Linked DNA regions of Homo sapiens: region 2 is linked to region 1. A link is a contact called in ENCODE Hi-C or POLR2A ChIA-PET data. All regions are on one chromosome and are shown on one strand. The core of a region is the stretch at or near the end of the contact, and the rest is flanking DNA. Distances in the headings are between cores, read along the strand shown.

Region 1 (4,517 bases), core at 1,365-3,864:
GCTGGAGTGCAATGGCACGATCTCGGCTCACCGCAACCTCCGCCTCCCGAGTTCTTCTGCCTCAGCCTCCTGAGTAGCTGGGATTACAGGCATGCACCACCACGCCTGGTTAATTTTCTGTTTTTAGTAGAGACGGAATTTCATCATGTTAGCTAGGCTGGTCTCGAACTCCTGACCTCAGGTGATCTGCCCACCTTGGCCTCCCAAAGTGCTGGGATTACAGGCGTGAGCCACCGTGCCTGGCAGAGATACTAGTCTTTTTTCACAAATTGTAGAGAATCAAGGGGTCAGAAATTATTTGTTTTCAACTCAATACCAGCATTTGATTGGGTGACCAGCAATGTGGCCCAAAGAAAGGAAAGTCGGGCTGGGTGAACACAGTCTTAACATCTGAAGGGGTTAGCTTTTCAAACGAAAAGTACACCAGGAGATTCCTCTCAGCCCCAGGGAATACACCTGCTCCCTTCAGAGGCTACACTCCATACCACAGGTTGTCCTATGGGAGAAAATGACCCAGGAATTAATATTCATTAGACAGTCTTGCAGACATAGCCATGACTGATATCTTGGTTTATTCACAGACAGTACTGGAACCCAGGACCAGGAAAAAAACTAAAGGGTGGCTGAGGACACATCACCCCACAAAAATTCCAAGAAAAACCTTGATGCCAAAACATTCTCATAAAATCTCTATGCCTAGGGAAGATAAAAGGAAAAGAGACAAAGATTTTTTTACAATACAGTGTCAGAAGATTATTCCTTGCTTTCTTCTTATGGAAAATATTTATAAACAGAAAACAAATCTTTTTAAATGTGCCATCCAATGCTTTGTCAAAAAATGTTTAATTAAAATACAGTATCAAAAATGTACACTAAAGGACAAATAGTTAATAGTGTGAATTAGGGAGTAGTGGGAGTTGGCATTTGGGATTGTCAGGAGGAAATGGAAATTTTGTATTTTACTGCAAGCCAGAGTTAGGCTGGAGGAATGGGGGGCGTGGGAGTAGATTTGAGACCCTGCTTAGGACACCTGTGAAAAATGCAGGGGAAGATCAGTTTTGTGTAGGGAGTGAAAATAGTTAAGTGGTAGGCAATTCGACTGAGGTGGCTGTAGTCCCTGAATTCCTACTTTTAAAAGATCTAACTCAAGCCGGGAGCCGTGGCTCACGCCTGTAATCCCAGCACTTTGGGAGGCCGAGATGGGCGGATCACCCGAGGTCGGGAGTTCAAGACAAGCCTGACCAACACGGAGAAACCCCGTCTCTACTAAAAATACAAAATTAGCCGGGCGTGGTGGTGCCTGCCTATAATCCCAGCTACTCAGGAGGCTGAGGCAGGAGAATTACTTGAACACGGAGGCGGAAGGTGCAGTGAGCCGAGATCGCGCCACTGCAGTCCAGATTGGGCAAGAAGAGGGAAACTCCATCTCAAAAAAAAAAAAAAAAAAACAAAAAACTAACTCAAATGCTTTTTTTTTTGTAAATTACTACACTGGGGAAAACAAATACAGGGTTAACTATTAACTGGAATTAAGCTCTGATTACATAACCAGGAAATTTTGTAAGCTGAAGATGGAAATTAAGAAACTACGTAACCCTACCTAACCAATAACTGAATTTGCGTTTTTGTACCATGCGCAAAGTCTTTCCTTCAAGCTCCTCCAAAGGACCACAAACTACATCCCACAGCTGGGTGCTTTACAATTTTAGAACCACTCTTTAATTAAATTCTTTAATATTTTGCAGTGACTCCCCTTTTTTTTTTTTTTTTTTGTTTGAGATAGTCTCATTGTGTCAACCAGCCTGGAGTGCAATGGCACAATCTTGGTCTCCTGGGTTTAAGCGATTCTCGTGCCTCAGCCTCCCACATAGCTGGGATTACAGATGCCTGCCACCACATCCGGCTAATTTTTGTATTTTTAGCAGAGAGGGGGTTTCACCATGTTGGCCAGGCTGTTCTCGAATGCCGGACCTCAGTGATCTGCCCGCCTCCCAGCAAACTGCTGGGATTACAGGCATAAGCCACCGCGCCCGGCCACTCCCATAGATTTTTAATAGGAGAGAATGGGAACTGGGAACCCCACGGACCAAAGCTCTTCCCGCTCATGAACCCGCATCCCGAGTCACTATTCTCACCTGACGCCCCTCCCATGGTTCTTGCACAATCTGGGAGAGACTGCGGAATTGCGCGTGCAGAGCTCCCCAGACAGGGCTACACGTCAGGCACAGTCACTGCGGAGGGAAGACAGGACGCCCGGGGCCCGGCTGTCAGCACAGTCGCCATCTTATGGCTGAAGGGGACTGAAGCCGAGCTGGGCAAGGAGAATTCCGGGCGCAGATTGTGGAGCTGACTGCCGGGAGACCTAAGTCCGCCACGGCCACTTCTCACGGTTCCGACCAGCCCCTCCCCCTCTCTGGGGATGTCAGACTCGGCACTCTCACCATTTCTAGGCTTCCAGGGGGTCCTGGAGTCTTAGCTGTGTATCTCCCAATATCTGCGGGTCACAGGGCCACACAGGCTGGGCCTCTAAGAACAAAGGACACAGAAATGAAGACGAGACCTGGAGCTCTGGCTGCAGCAAGAGCCAAACGCCCCGCCATATTCCGGAAACCGTCCTGTCGCTCCAGCTGCGTGCCTGATTGGATAATGTTTAAGACCCGCCCTCTCAGGCCCTGAGTGACAGAGGGTGATCAGTTGCTGGGCAGAATGAAGCGTGACAGCCTAGCTGCAGCCTTTTCAGGCAGGCTTTCCTCCGAGCTGAGCCAGGCCCACCCTAGAGGGTGTTTGCATTGAACCTTGTGTGTAAGGTCATATGCATTTATAAATATACTATATGGCTAGTCACAAATGAAAAGAATATAATAACAATTACTTTTAAATTTTAGCTTTTATCACCTTCCTAGCTTCTGGTCCTTTGAGCAGGCAGCCTGAGATTTTAAAAAGGAGGCAGTCCTCTGAAATAAAATGTGAGCCACATGTGAATTTTTAATTTTCCAGTAGCCAAACTTTAAAAAGAAACATGAAACACGTGGAATTGATTGTAATAATGTAACTAACCCAATATGTTTAAAGTATTATAATTTTAATATGTGAGCAATGTGAAAGGAAAATATCTTGGGCCCCCAAAATTACTAAGGAAAACTCAAGCTGGGAACTAAAGGCCAATCAGAAACTCAAAAGAATTTGAGTCCACCTATCTGTGACCTGGAAGCTCCCTCCAGCTTCGTGTCTTCCTGCCTTTGCTTCAAGTTGTCCCACCTTTTCAGACTGAACCAATGTACTTCTTACATATATTGATTGATGTCTCATGTCTCCCTAAAATGTATAAAACCAATATGTTCCCTGACCACCTTGGGCAGGTGTCCTCAAGACTTCCTGAAACTATGTCATAGGCGTGTTCTCAACCTTGGCAAAATAAACTTTCTAAATTAACTGATGTCTCAGATTTTCTGGGGTCACAGCAATATGTAATTATTAAGGCACTATATATATTTTTGGAACTAAATCTTCGAAACCAACTCTGTATTTTACTTTTCTAGCAAATTGCAGTTCAGACCAGGCACATTCCAGGCACCCAGGAGCCACACATGGCCAACAGCCACCACGTTGAAGTGCAGCTCTGATGTCAGGTGGGTGGAGGCCCTGAACATCCCTTTTCTGCCAGAGGTGAGGAGACAGCCTCTCTCTACTAACATCTATCTTCGGTTCTGAGGGTGCGATAGATAGTGGCCATAGCAAGGGCAGAGGGCAGCACAAATAAAATAACCACAGGTAGACCACTCTTTGCCACCTGTTGTCCACCTTTCATCCAGAGATCAGACAGTGAACAAAAAATTCTGGGGCCACAGGAGACAGGAGAAGAAAACTCTATGTCTTTGGGTCTGTCCACAGTCTTAACCTCTAACTTTAAGATATGAAGAAGGCCGGGCGCGGTGGCTCACGCCTGTAATCCCAGCACTTTGGGAGGCCGAGGTGGGCGGATCACGAGGTCGGAAGATCGAGACCATCCTGGCTAACACGGTGAAACCCTGTCTCTACTTAAAAAATAGAAAAAATTAGCCGGGCGTGGTGGCGAGCGCCTGTAGTCCCAGCTACTCTGGAGGCTGAGGCAGGAGAATGGCTTGAACCCGGGAGGCAGAGCTTGCAGCGAGCCGAGATCGCGCCACTGCACTCCAGCCTGGGGGACAGAGCGAGACTCCGTCTCGGAAAAAAAAAAAAAAAAAAAAAAAAAAAGATATGAAGAAAATAAATTAAAGGCAAACTTATTTTGCTGTTTGGCCTTGGCTCTAATGGTCAGGCTGTGGTTATCTGTTTTTTTCCTGTGGTGTGGGGTACTGTGTGAGTATAAGCACCAATCACACACATACATGTCTACCTGTATTTCTGCATTACTCAACATTGTCTTAGGAGACATCCAACTTCAAATCGGGAAAAAAAGAAAAGAAAAGTCAGTATCTTTAGGGTGTCCACTGTCAGAAGGTAACTAGTAATCAACCTGTCATTAAATCCTGGCATTC
Region 2 (4,330 bases), core at 1-2,500, 76 kb before region 1:
CCAGCTACTCGGGAGGCTCAGGCAGGAGAATCTATTGAACCTGGGAGGTGGAGGTTGCAGTGAGCCGAGATTGCACCATTGCATTGCAGCCTGGGGGACAAGAGCGAGACTTCATCTCAAAAAAAAAAAAAAAGAAAAGAAAATATTTGTTGACTCCTGCCCTAGGCTGTAGCTCAGCCCTGTCATTCATGTGCAGTGCAATCTTGGGCAAGTGACTTCACCCCTCTGGGTCTCCTCACTTGTAAAATAGGAATAAAACTGCTCTCCAGAGATGAGGGATATATTTGTATTCTACTGTAGCACAACAAACTATGACAAATGTAGCAGTTTATAATAATCCCTATTGACTTCCTCATAGTTCTATAAGTCAGAAGTCCAGGTGGGTTTAACCGGGCTCCCTGCTTAGGGTCCCACAAGGCCAAAGTCAAGGTGTTGGCTGGGCTGGGCCCTTCTCTGAAGGCTCTTGGGGAGAATCCACTTCCAAGCTCATTCAGGTCATTGGCAGAATTCAGGTCCTTGCAATTGTAGTAACCAGGTCTTTCTTTTTTTTGTTTTTTTTGCGATGGAGTCTTGCTCTCTTGCCCAGGTTGGAGTGCAGTGGCCCAATCTCAGCTCACTGCAACCTCCACCTCCAGGTTCAAGCGATTTTTCTACCTCAGTCTCCCGAGTAGCTGGGATTACAGGCACCTGCCACCATGCCTGGCTAATTTTTGTATTTTTAGTAGAGACGGGGTTTCACCATGTTGGCCAGGCTAGTCTCAAACTCCTGACCTCAGGTGATCCACCTGCCTTGGCCTCCCAAGTGCTGGGATTACAGGCATGGGCCACTGCGCCCGGACCCAGGTCCTTCTTTATAGCTGCCAGCCAAGGTGCTGCTCTCTGCTCCTAGAGACTGTTCTCAGTTCTGTCTCAGGGACCCCTCCAACTCAGTAACTGAAAACCAGCCTCAAGTCAAATCTGTCTCCCACTATGAACCTCTGATGGCCTTTTCTAGCCAAAGAAGACTCTGCTTTCAAAGGGCTTCTGTGATTAGGTTAGGCCCACCCATCTCCCTAGCATAAGGTCTGCTGATTACTAACTTTAATGACATCCACAAAATTTCTCTTGCCATGTCACATAATTATAGCATTAACACCAGGGGGCAGAGGTCAGGAGAATCATCTCAGAATTCTGCCCACCATAGGTGCTGTGCCAAGGGACTCAGAGCACATGTGCTGTGAACACATTCCTTACAGGATCACTCCCTCTGTGCCAGGTGCCACCATGCCAGAAACAGAGGGCAGGACACAGGGACAGGTGGTGCATTCACAAATAATTTGGAAACAAGCCAGATGGTGACCAGAGCTTGCCTCTGAATGCCCCTTGTTGGGGATGCTATACAGAAAGCCCAGGATTTTTAGCTGAACCAACAAGGAGGCTTTGAAAAGGTGACATCTGAGCTGGGTTGTGATACACGTAAAATTTCAAGAAGCAAAGAAAGGGCTGGAACTGAGGGTAAAGAAGGGCTATCTGCTCAAGGCACACATTGATTACGAAAGGATACATCAGTATTATGTTAACAATGAACATAATTGTAAGCTTTTGTATAAACCAGCCTGTTAAGGATTACCAACAGAATAAATGTTAGCATATTTTGAACACCTACCAAATGCCAGGCACTATGTATACTAGGTACACTAGGTATATTGTATTCCTAGCTTATTTAATCTTCAAAGAACCCTACATGGTAGAACTTTTTCTTCTTACAACTTTTTTGAAATATAATTTGCATACTAGAAAAATCACTCATTTAAAGTGTACAATTTAATGGCTTTCAGTAAATTCACAGAGTTGTTCATCTATCACTACTAAAATCGAATCTATCTTAGAACAGTTTTATTACCCTCAGAAGAAATTCTACGCCCCTTAACCATGACACCCTAATTACTCCCTGGCTTCCAGTCCTAGGCAATCACTAATCTAACTTCTGAGTGTGGATTTGCACATTCTAAACATTTTATATAAATGAAAACATAGAAAATGTGACCTTTTGTGTCTGGCTTTCACATAATATGCTACGTGAAAGGTACATCCATGTCTTAACATGTGTTGGTACTTCATTCCTTTTTATTGCTGAATAATATTCCATTGTATGGATATACCACATTTTGCTTAATTATTCATTAATTGACAGACATTTGACTTGTTTCTACTTTTGGCCATTATGAATACTGCAGCTATGAACACTCACATACAAGTTTTTGTGTGGATGTATGCTTTCATTTTCCCTGGGTATGTAACCTAAGGATGAACTTGCAGGATCATATAGTTAATTCTACATTTAACTGATTGAGGATAAGATAGGAATTTGTATCTTCACTTTAGGATTGAGAAAGCTGAGGCTCAAAGAAGTTAAAATAGCTGCCCAAGATTATAGAACAGAGAAGATTGAAACACATATTCATCATACATCAAAGCTCTAGACTTCCATGGCTCTACATACATACAAAATAAGACAGAGGTCTCTTTTAACAAGTCTCATCTTAAAATATACATTTCTCAAGAGCAGAAATTTTTGTCTGTTTTATCTCAAAAAAAAAAAAATGTGATTTTGATTTCTCCAATTAGCTCCACATGAATGGGATTTTGAATCGAGCAAAGAGATAGGCAGGACGAGGACATTTTGTGGGCTTGAGTCCAGCATTGACTTCCTAACTCTAAGGCAATCTTCTGATTTAGTGCTTCCTGCCTTTGGATGAAGCAGGAGCTCCTCTGATGGACCAGCTCTATGTGGTGTTGAGAGCCATTTCTGGAAATTGAGCCTAGAGTTTCTGTCTTCAGCCCTTTGAGGCTGAGAGCCATCTAAACCACTTAACCCATTTCCCGTTTAGAAGAAAAGGTGCAGCTGGTTGCCAGTGCTCATTTAATTTTACATAAACATCCTCCTTGAAGCTGAAGCAAATCTGAATGATTTTTATCTTGAAAATAAAATATAAAAACTGTTTGTGAAGTTATTTCTAAACAAAACTTGTCTCTAGTCCTAATGTAACAGAAATGTATATGATGTCACATTAGGATTAGAAACATGAGTGTTCTCAGGGCAAGTGGGAAATAGGTTAATGAATTCTTGTCTTCTTAACCCACACAAGTAGACATTATAAGTCCCACTCCACAGATGAGTAAACAGAGGCTTCACTGGAAAAGCTAAATGTTTTGTTAGGGGTAACTCTACTAATAGTGGCAAAAGTAGAATTCGACCCAGATTTATCTAACCAGAAACTTGTGTTCTCCCCTATTACTGACCCCCTGTGACAGTCAAGGTGTAGAATAAACTAAAAGGCATTCCACCCCAAGAAAGGAGCTGAATGTTTAGTTAACAACAGAAGACACAGTGGATGGGAGTGGTAGAAGGTAAGATTTCATCGCTGCTGTGATAGTGTTATGGCCAGCATCCCAAGGAAGGCTTTATCCTGCCTTGATCTTCCCATAGGGTTCCTACCCAAGGTGCTATAGACAAGGAACAATAGCTAAATGCGAATCACTGGCTCACTTTGTTAGTATTTGACTTAGTGTCCAATAACTGCCAAAATGATAAAAGTCTGAGGTAGAGTATAAAACTTAGGCCTGGTCGAGCGCGGTGGCTCATGCCTGTAATCCCAGCACTTTGGGAGGCCGAGGTGGGTGGATCACCTGAGGTCAGAAGTTCAAGACCAGCCTGGCCAAAATGGCAAAGCACCATCTCTACTAAAAATATAAAAATTAGTGGAGTGTGCTGGCACACACCTGTAATCTTAGCTACTTGGGAGGCTGAGGCAGGAGAATCACTTGAATCCAAGAGGTGGAGGTTACAGTGAGCCAAAATTACACCACTGCACTCCAGCCTGGGTGACAGAGTGGGACTCTTTCTCAAGAAAATAAAAAATAAAAACATACTGCTGGATGCGGTGGCTCATGCTTGTAATCCCAGTGCTTTGGAAGGCTGAGACAGTCAGATCACAAGGTCAGGAGATCGAGACCATCCTGGCTAACAGAGTGAAACCCCATCTCTACTAAAAATACAAAAAATTAGCTGGGCATGGTGGCACATGCCTGTAGTCCCAGCCACTCGGGAGGCTGAGGCTTGAACCGGGGAGGTGGGTGTTTCAGTGAGCCGAGATCACGGCACTGCACTCCAGCCTGGGCGACAGAGCGAGACTCTGTCTCAAAAATTAAAATAAATAAATAAATAAATAAAAACATATTTAAGCCTGAGGCTAAAGTGAGTCTTTCTACCTGTCTCCATTCCTGCTAGAATCCAGTAGGCTCAGGTGAGTTCTGATCTTTAAGAAATACTAATCCCGTTTGGTTCAGC

What was found. Hi-C counts contacts between places; a loop is a spot of excess contacts on that map. ChIA-PET counts read pairs that join two places held with the same protein, here RNA polymerase II (POLR2A). Pooled maps may share reads with other maps.
Region 2: a loop to region 1 is called in a map of CD8-positive, alpha-beta T cell, with 5 times the contacts of the local background. The contact joins the enhancer-like site here to the promoter of ZNF429 in region 1. A Hi-C loop is called at or near these places in 11 of 168 maps with a recorded cell type or tissue (CD14-positive monocyte, CD8-positive, alpha-beta T cell, dorsolateral prefrontal cortex and 5 more) and 14 of 50 pooled maps. POLR2A ChIA-PET finds 5 or more read pairs at or near these places in 15 of 52 experiments (A673, CD4-positive, alpha-beta T cell, CD4-positive, alpha-beta memory T cell and 10 more).

What each region holds. Positions count from the first base shown.
Region 1 is chr19:21,503,699-21,508,215 of GRCh38, reverse strand. ZNF429 (zinc finger protein 429) reads right to left here and starts at 2,614. Exons shown (of 4, transcript NM_001001415.4): 1 at 2,442-2,614. The coding sequence starts at 2,444. RefSeq lists enhancers at 1,629-2,230, 1,926-2,285, 2,296-2,615, 2,231-2,833.
Region 2 is chr19:21,578,796-21,583,125 of GRCh38, reverse strand. The region is part of intron 3 of LOC101929007 (a long non-coding RNA gene); the gene reads left to right. Among named protein-coding and RNA genes, the nearest start is that of ZNF429, 75 kb to the right of the region's middle. Within about 2 kb of position 1,250, at least 3 of the 41 ENCODE cell types and tissues checked have a DNase peak (open chromatin) inside an H3K27ac peak, as active enhancers do; they include CD8-positive, alpha-beta T cell, where a contact is called at or near this core.